Linked DNA regions of Mus musculus: region 1 is linked to region 2. The links are chromatin contacts, found by Hi-C or POLR2A ChIA-PET in ENCODE. All regions are on one chromosome and are shown on one strand. Each heading gives the region's core, a stretch centred on a gene start or an enhancer-like site at or near the end of the contact. The rest is flanking DNA. Distances are from core to core; before and after follow the strand shown.

The links. Hi-C counts contacts between places; a loop is a spot of excess contacts on that map. ChIA-PET counts read pairs that join two places held with the same protein, here RNA polymerase II (POLR2A).
Region 1: a loop to region 2 is called in a map of T-helper 1 cell, with 2.3 times the contacts of the local background. The contact joins the promoter of Washc5 here to the promoter of Sqle in region 2. A Hi-C loop is called at or near these places in 4 of 37 maps with a recorded cell type or tissue (T-helper 1 cell, T-helper 2 cell and left cerebral cortex). POLR2A ChIA-PET finds 5 or more read pairs at or near these places in 2 of 5 experiments (Patski and embryonic stem cell).

Annotation. Positions count from the first base shown.
Region 1 is chr15:59,372,073-59,375,915 of GRCm38, forward strand. It overlaps Washc5 (WASH complex subunit 5), which reads right to left and starts at 2,115. Exons shown (of 29, transcript NM_153548.3): 1 at 1,969-2,115. Nsmce2 (NSE2/MMS21 homolog, SMC5-SMC6 complex SUMO ligase) reads left to right here and starts at 2,126. Exons shown (of 7, transcript NM_026746.3): 1 at 2,126-2,283.
Region 2 is chr15:59,313,510-59,317,628 of GRCm38, forward strand. Sqle (squalene epoxidase) reads left to right here and starts at 1,583. Exons shown (of 11, transcript NM_009270.3): 1 at 1,583-2,620. The coding sequence starts at 2,336.

The DNA.
Region 1 (3,843 bases), core at 865-3,364, 59 kb after region 2:
CTTTGTGTTGCTATCAACAGTTAGGGAGATGATGAATAAAATAGAATACTTCTGGGGTTTCTGAGTGATGAACCTTATTAAAGTTTTATCAATGGCCACAGAACAACACCAGGATAACCAGGAGGAGTCCCAGTGAGGATCCAACACTGATGGTGTCACAGAGGCCAGAGACCAATGACTCACTGTGATGAACATTTGCAAGTGAAAATGTGTGGAGAGAGGGATATACTGTGAGACACACTACAGCTTCCACAATGAGATGTTTCTCTATGCTGTGTGTGTGTTTTGGAGGAGGGGCTGTAAGAGCAAAAGGTGAGAGGATGAGGAGATAAGTGGGACTGGGATGCATGATGTGATTTGTGATGATTCACAAATAATAAAACGTTTTGAAAAATGACAACCTCTACTTTCATATTAGCCTTCTAACACTCAACTGATAAATAATTTAATAGTGTGGCCTTAGCTGCAGACCAAGCACTGTTTTAGGATCTGAAGATACAGTAGTGCAGAACCCTGAGCTCCAGTTATCATGATGTCTATACACTACTGAGAGCAGGAGACATAAGTTAGCCAACACATACAAAGAGCACTTGCAAACACCAGTACTCTAACTCTGGGTTGAACTGAATTGTTAATGGCACGGAACAGAACCACAGATCTTAATTCCCTTCTTAATATTACTTTATAGGTTACAAAGTATGGCAGCTTTAGTTTTAGGATCTTGGCATGTAACTTTTTTTTTTTTTTTTTTTTTTTAAATAGGAAGAACCCCTTGTCAAAGGAACGTGTTTTCAAGAATGGCATCTGTTACCCAGTAAGTACAGAACAAAATATCTTTAGAAAATTAAAGTGTAGAGGACAAAAGCAGATGGATTTTTTCTTCTTTTCACAAAACCTCAGATCCCTAAAGAAAGCAGTCTCAAATCCATAACAGAGGCTGTCCCAGAAAAGTTCTGGAATAAGCTGGATCACCCCAATGTGACTCATGAATTTTTAAAATTATATTTATTTTGTGTCCATTGGTGTTTTGCCTGCATGGATGTCTGAGGGTGTTGGATCCCCTGGATCTGGAGTTATAGATAGTTGAGAGTCACCACATGGGTACTTAGAATTGAACCCGGGGCCTCAGGAAAAACAAACAGTCTTAGCCACTGGGCCCATCTCTCAAGTCCTGATTCATTAATTCTTAACATCTAAGACAACTTTCCTTCCTGACCTTTTAATACATGTTGTGGTGACCCCAACCATAAAATCATTTTCATTGATACTTAGTAACTATAATTTTGCTACTGTTAAGAATCATAATGTAAACGTTTATGGAAACAGGTTTGCTAAAGGGGTCATGAAACCCACAAGTGAGAACAGCAGACCTAAGGAAAGAGTCCCTGGCTGTGGTTAGAGATAATAAAACTCCTTCACTATCCCTCATCTATATAGAAATCAAGAGTCCAACTTTTCTTTTCTTTTTTTATGAGTCCAACTTTTAAATTTCCTATCATAGAAGAATCAGGACCCAGTAGAACTACCTGCCCCCAATACAAGGACTACAGCACCATGTCTCAGGTGAGGGAGACTAGGGTATAGAGGAACGACTTGCACAAACTCACAGTGAGCGACAGGACTTTTATTCCCCCCCCCACCCCCCCCCCCACCCCCCCGCGCGCTCTCGCCCATCATCACTCCAGTGACTACTTGATTTTCTGGAGAGTAAGTGCAAGATCAGCCACATTAGCAAGGCACCGCTCCGAGAAACTTGCAAGCTCAGCTATGGGCCAAGTAGCTGAGCATCACCCCAAAAGCTTCAAAGAAGCATGCAAGAGCGATTTCCATGAAGGCGTGGGTGAACATCAGGCGTGCAACCCCAACCCTGCAAGCCCTAGGTTTTCCCGTTGGCTCCGGGGACAGTACCGGACGTGGCCCACGGGGGAAGGAATGGACCTCGAACCCGCAGGCCCGCCTCCGACTCACCTGTCAGCCGTCCGACGCTGGCCGCGTGGACTGGGCGCCCCGGTCCCCGTCTCCCACCCCAGGGATCCCCCTAGAGTCCCGGGCCGCAGAGCGTCAGCTGCCGGGACCCGGGTTTCTGTCCTGGAGTCCCTAGCCCGTCACGTGACCAAGGGGCGGCGGCCCGGGCCCGGGCATCATGTGATCGCTCGCGGGCGCCAAGTGATGACGCAGAGCGCGCGCGGGTCGTTTCAGCCACAGAAGTGGGCTGAGGAAAGGAGTCGGGGTCTGGGCGTGCGACGTTCGGCTAGATATCACCGAGCTAGGTGGGACAGCCAGGTAAGATCCAGGAGGAACCGTGATAGGGGTCTAGCCGGCGTTGTCGCCTCCCTCTGTGCTCTGGGGACCTGGGCCTGAGCCTCTTCACCCGCAGCAACTAGACGGAGGCGGGTTATGCTCACATATGATCACAGGTTATGTGATCAAAACAAAACAAACTGTTTAGAACTGACTTTTGAAACTGAGGCATGAACAGGTAGCTCAGATGGACTCAAGGCCACAGGTGCCATTTCACTTCTGCAGGTGAAGGGATGTGGTAGCCTCGGTGTGAAAAAAGAGGGGGGAAGCGGGGCGGGAGGCAACCTTCTTGGGCACGGGCATGTTGGTGGTGACCCGGAAATGGTAGTAGTTTTTATTATTACTTTGGTAACTTAACGGATTTAGTCCTGCTCATTTCATTTTTGTGAGGCGACGTTTTATATCTTCTAATGCATGTTCCAGTTTAAGGAGATCCCAGCATGAAGGAATGGTAGAAGTCGGCAATTAGCCGTATTAAGTTATATAGTAGAGATGTGTGTTAGGAACTGAGAAGGCGTGTGGAAGAGGAGGAGCCGTGGGCGAGGGAAGGTTTCAGAGAGAAGGGTGTATGCATGCTGAAAACGGAGACACTTCAACTCTTGTCGTATGAGATCACCTTGGATTTAAAGGCGGTCGAACTTTTGGTTTGCTCTATGCCTACTGTAATGCTGTGCAGAAACGTGTTTTCCTATTTAAAACTGGCTTAACTTGACAGCAACTCTTTCATGAATATAAGGGAAGCAAAATAGTGTGCTGAGCCCAATAACTTGGTGAGACTTCAGGAAGTGCTTAACTTTGTTGTAGATTGTCTTGGAGGCTATAGGTACTGGTAACAAAAAGATCGGTGTTATTGGAAAGAGGATCCAAGAAGGGGTTGGTGTAAATCAGTGTTTCTTAACTAATGTGATGATTACGCTTTGTCTTCAGATGATTCCTTGTGGTGAGAGACTGTACTGTACTTGCTAGAATTCTATCAATTCCATAGATGCTGGTCTGTGACACCCCCCAACCCCCCTCCAGTGCCACAGTCAAAAATGCCCCCACGTGATGTTAGAAGTTCCCTGGGGGAGGTGTTAAACCTCCAAACCCTAGGTTAAACCAATCCCCAAGGAATAGTGTTAGAATGTTCAGATGTCAATAAATGAAATACTATATCTATGTAGTTTCAAAAGCATCAGAAACTGATGTCGTAGAGGCTGAGAATTCCCGAGGCCAACTTACCATCAGATTCAGTGTCTGGTGAAGGCATGCTTTCTGGCTTGTAAATGGCATGCACTTGCTGTTTTCTTGGGTGGTAGAAAAGCAAGAGAGCCCTTGGAGCACCCGTTATAAGGGACTAATAATGTTCTGGAGGGTGTAGCTAGTCACCTCGCCAAAGGCCTTATCTTCTAAAACCACCAGTTTGGACATTAGGATTTCAGTATGTAAAGTGGGGATGGGGACCCAAACATTTAGACCTTAGCAGACAGATGAGACTGGAGGAGGCGGGGAAGTGAAGAGTATGTGTTGGGGAAGGTATGGGGAGGACTAGCAGTTGTGGAT
Region 2 (4,119 bases), core at 333-2,832:
GCTTCAGGAGTGACAGTTTTAGTTTGCCTCTTTGTATGCCTGACATGTGGAACTGACCACCAAGATCTCATCCTATGTTCTGTGCAAATGCTGCTTTTTGAGAGTATTAGATACATCTCATTTTCTCCTACTAGTGCCCAAAGGTGGGAGACATTTGGCAAGGTTAAGACTCATTTAAGTTGCCTAGAATTTCAGCTTATTGTTGGTTGGACTTAGGAACATGGAGAGACCCTCATTAGGAATGTGGTGTTAGGGCCAGAGAGATGACTCAGCTGTTAAGAGCAATGGCTTCTATGAGAGGTCCACAGTTCAAGTCCTAGTGCTCGAATGGCTGCTTACAACTGTTACTGTAGTCCCATGGGATCCAGTGCCTTCTTCTAAAGTGCAGCCATACATGTAGACAAAATACATAAGTAAACAAATCGAAAGGAAGGAAGAAATGTGGAGCTAGATAGAGTTGGCTGTGCCTGCTGCAAAGGGTTGGTAGGATACAGTTCTGTGAGACTTACTTCTTTCATTATTAAAGGATAAACGGGTTAAACAACTGTACCTGTTTGAATGACTTAAAAAAAAATCGCAGAAACTAATAAAGATATCTGAGAAGTGTTTAGGGTGAGACCTAAACCATAGATAACTAAGAACTCAACGAAAGCTTGATAATTAAATGGTACTGTCGAGTCTGAAATTCGGTTACATGACAGTAGCTGTGGATAGTATAAAATGATGTTGTTAGTCTCATGAACGACGGCAGATAAACTGCTCGGTTACTTCTGTAACAGAAAGGTAATGCCATTCTTGCAAGACTGCTGTAAGGGTTGAATGAATGTTTGCAACGCTCTGGCATAGTGCTTAAAACATAAAATGATCTTATTAAACAGTTTTGGGATTGCTGTTGATTAGGACATTTTTTTTTTTTTTCCTTTCTCATTCTTTCTTTAACCCGAGAAGGATTTCACTGTGTATCTCTGACTGGTCTGGAACACGCTATGCAGATCAAGCTGGCCTCAAACTCACAGAGATCCTCTTGCATCCCGAGTTCTGGGATTAAAGGCGTGATCCATCTCCACCTACTGACTTCTCTCATTTTCTTTAGTCCTCGTCCACTAATTATGGCAGGTTCGCCGGCGTGTCACGTCCTCCTCGCCTTTCTAGCCCGTGATCATCCAGTCCGCCCGGATGACTCCTGTAGCTCTCTTGCGTTTGAGCCACCAGGAGCCACCAAGAGTTCCTCCAGAGCGAGCTCCACCCTCCGCAGGTGGGGCCTGAGGACCCCGCGGCGGCCAGGCCGAGCGGGCACCGCCCCATTCACCCACCGGCCCCGCGCCCACCCCACGCACCCGCCCCGCACCACGCAACATCGCCCTAGCGCCTCTGCGACTGGCGCCGCGCGGAGTGCGCCGCCCGCCATTGGACAAACGCTCTATAGCGCCATCTCAGCCTACCGCGCGGTGCGCGCTCTCATTGGTTCGGACGGCGTGGGAGGCGGGGTCCGCTCAAGGGGCGGTGCCGGGCCGGAGCCCCGCCTCCCGGTCCCTGGGCTGGGCCGAGCCCGCCGGGCGGCTGAAGCGCGTGGGGCCGGGTTGCGAGCGGGGCGCGCAGCGGTTACTCTGGTTACTGTCCGCGAGGGATGCTGGGGACCCGGCGGGCAGGAGCCTTCGCCTCGCTCTGAAGGACGCTCATCCGAGACAGCCATTCACTCTCGAGGAAGGCAAGTGTCGGTCGGACAGGTTCCCGGCCGTGACTTCGGGGCTTGCTTGAGGAGGAATCTCCAAGGGAGGGCTGAGCTGCCAGGCTGCCGCCGCGCTTCGGGACGCCGTGGCCATCTTTTGTTGGAGAAGGCTGCCGGGGCAGTGTTGCTAAGGGCAGCTTTCCCAGCACCCAGATCCTTCTACGCTCCCGACTCCTTCCTACCGAGCACCTGCTGCTGGTGACAAAAGACCGTTTACAGCCAGGCGAGCGGACATCGAAGTATACAGCCACATTCGCACCCCTCAGCCCAATAGAGAGGCCCGTGTCCATCAGTTGGCTGAATGAAGAAGTGTGTAATCAGGAGCCGTTGGGGTAGGCAGGCTTTAAATGCTGCCTTTTAAGATCTGGACAACTTAAGATACATTTGCACTCTCAATGATTTCAAAAATTGATCACATCTGACTCGTGATCCTGAAACTATTTATTGGAAGAAGTTCGACCGGTTGCCCCGAACCCCTTTGAGAACTACATTTTGGGGACATTTTAATCACTGAAGACCTTCCGAGGAAAAAAGACCCCCCCAAGAGACCCCCAAAACACAAAATCCTCAGCCTTGGCTGGTGCCACCAAAGAAGCCTTTTGAGCCATGTGGACTTTTCTTGGCATTGCTACCTTCACCTATTTTTATAAGAAATGCGGGGATGTCACCCTGGCCAACAAGGAGCTCCTGCTGTGCGTGCTGGTGTTCCTGTCGCTGGGCCTGGTGCTCTCCTACCGCTGTCGCCATCGACACGGGGGCCTCCTTGGCCGCCATCAGAGCGGCGCCCAGTTCGCTGCCTTCTCGGATATTCTCTCTGCTTTGCCTCTTATTGGCTTCTTCTGGGCCAAGTCACCTGAATCAGAAAAGAAAGAACAGCTGGAGTCCAAGAAGGTATGCCTGATGCCACAGTGGGCAAATGAATGGGATCGTATTTTAAACTTCAGATCGAGGTCACTGAAGTTTATGGTTTCTTTAAAAGTCACGAAAGTGGTGGCTTAGAAGCGTCAGTGTTCTCATTTGATTGCGTTTCTTAAAGTTCTGGACTGTGTTGTGGCTGTGCTCTTAGGGAAGATGAAAAGCATTTGTTGTGTGAACCTCAGGGATTGGGTGTTGATTTTGGTAGGAAATGTTAGAATTTCATTTGGGAGACAGACTCACTGTGGCTTTTAATTTAAAATCCCTGGGTAAGGATGATTTTTGTTCCTGACAAGGGAGAATTTGTGTGGCAGGTAAGGCTACTTATAAATGTGATGGCAGACAGTGGAAAGTGACAGCAATTTGAAAAGCAATAAAGATGCCTAACACTTTAAAGTTTTGGGCAGAAATCCGTCCCCCACTATCTATTGAAGCAATTAGTCAGCGCAGTCCGCTCCTAAGTTGAGTCAGAGCTGAATGACAGGCTTACGTTAGAGACTGGATCTTTAAATATTTGTGGTGCCATTAATTACTTCGAGGGAATGATGGGGCCAGTGGTAGGTGATGAGAGAGGAACAGGGCGGCAAGTCAGATCACGTAGGACCTACTAGCCAGGGATATGTGAACTTTTCCCTTAAGAGCGTTGGAAAGATAGAGTAACAATGCTTGATTTCTACAAAAGTAAGAATAAATAATGTTTGGGAACTACATTGCAGTACACAGCCGTGCAAGAAGGGACATTGCTGTGATGCTGAAGCTGGGTGTCCAGTGTGCATGAGAGAGAGTGGCCAGGATGAGTTACCCACCTAGCAGTATAGACTTTGGGGTCTGCTTTCTTTAATAAAGTCCATAGTACAAATTAGCAAAGGTGGTAGAAGAAAAGAACTTGGTTCAGAGTTTTAGTTTAGTTCTGCCACTTGTTGCTGTAATACTTTGGGGATGGTTTGATTTCTGTCAAAATCAGGTTCCTGTTAGCTTAGATGAGGGTGGTACCACCGTCGCTGGTACTCAGGGAATGAAGTAAGTTCATGTTTGCAGAATGGCCGGTGCTCAACCATCTAATAAGTAACTAAGCTGTTGACACTAGTCTAAAGATGGCATTCTCTGTTGGGGGTAGGGAGGATGCTCGACTGGTTTCATTTTGGGACTGCTTCAGGCTTTCTCCTTACCTGGAAACCAGAGAGCCAGCTGCTGGCATGAGTTCTGCTCAGTGCTCACCGCTGTGTACGTGGACAGTCACAAGTTGTGGGAGGCCTGCACCTGTAGCTGCTCAGTGTAGAGTTGAGTAGTTCAGTTATAGGATTGGTCCTGGTTCTGTATTCGAATCTCACTGTAGATATGCACAGGGTTAGGCCTCATGTGGATTTCCAAATATGTCCATATAACATTTTCTAACTACTGTGTCCAGAAAAAGGAATATGTATATTTTATTGGGCTATATACATTTTTTTTTAGTCAGTATTTTGATCCTGATT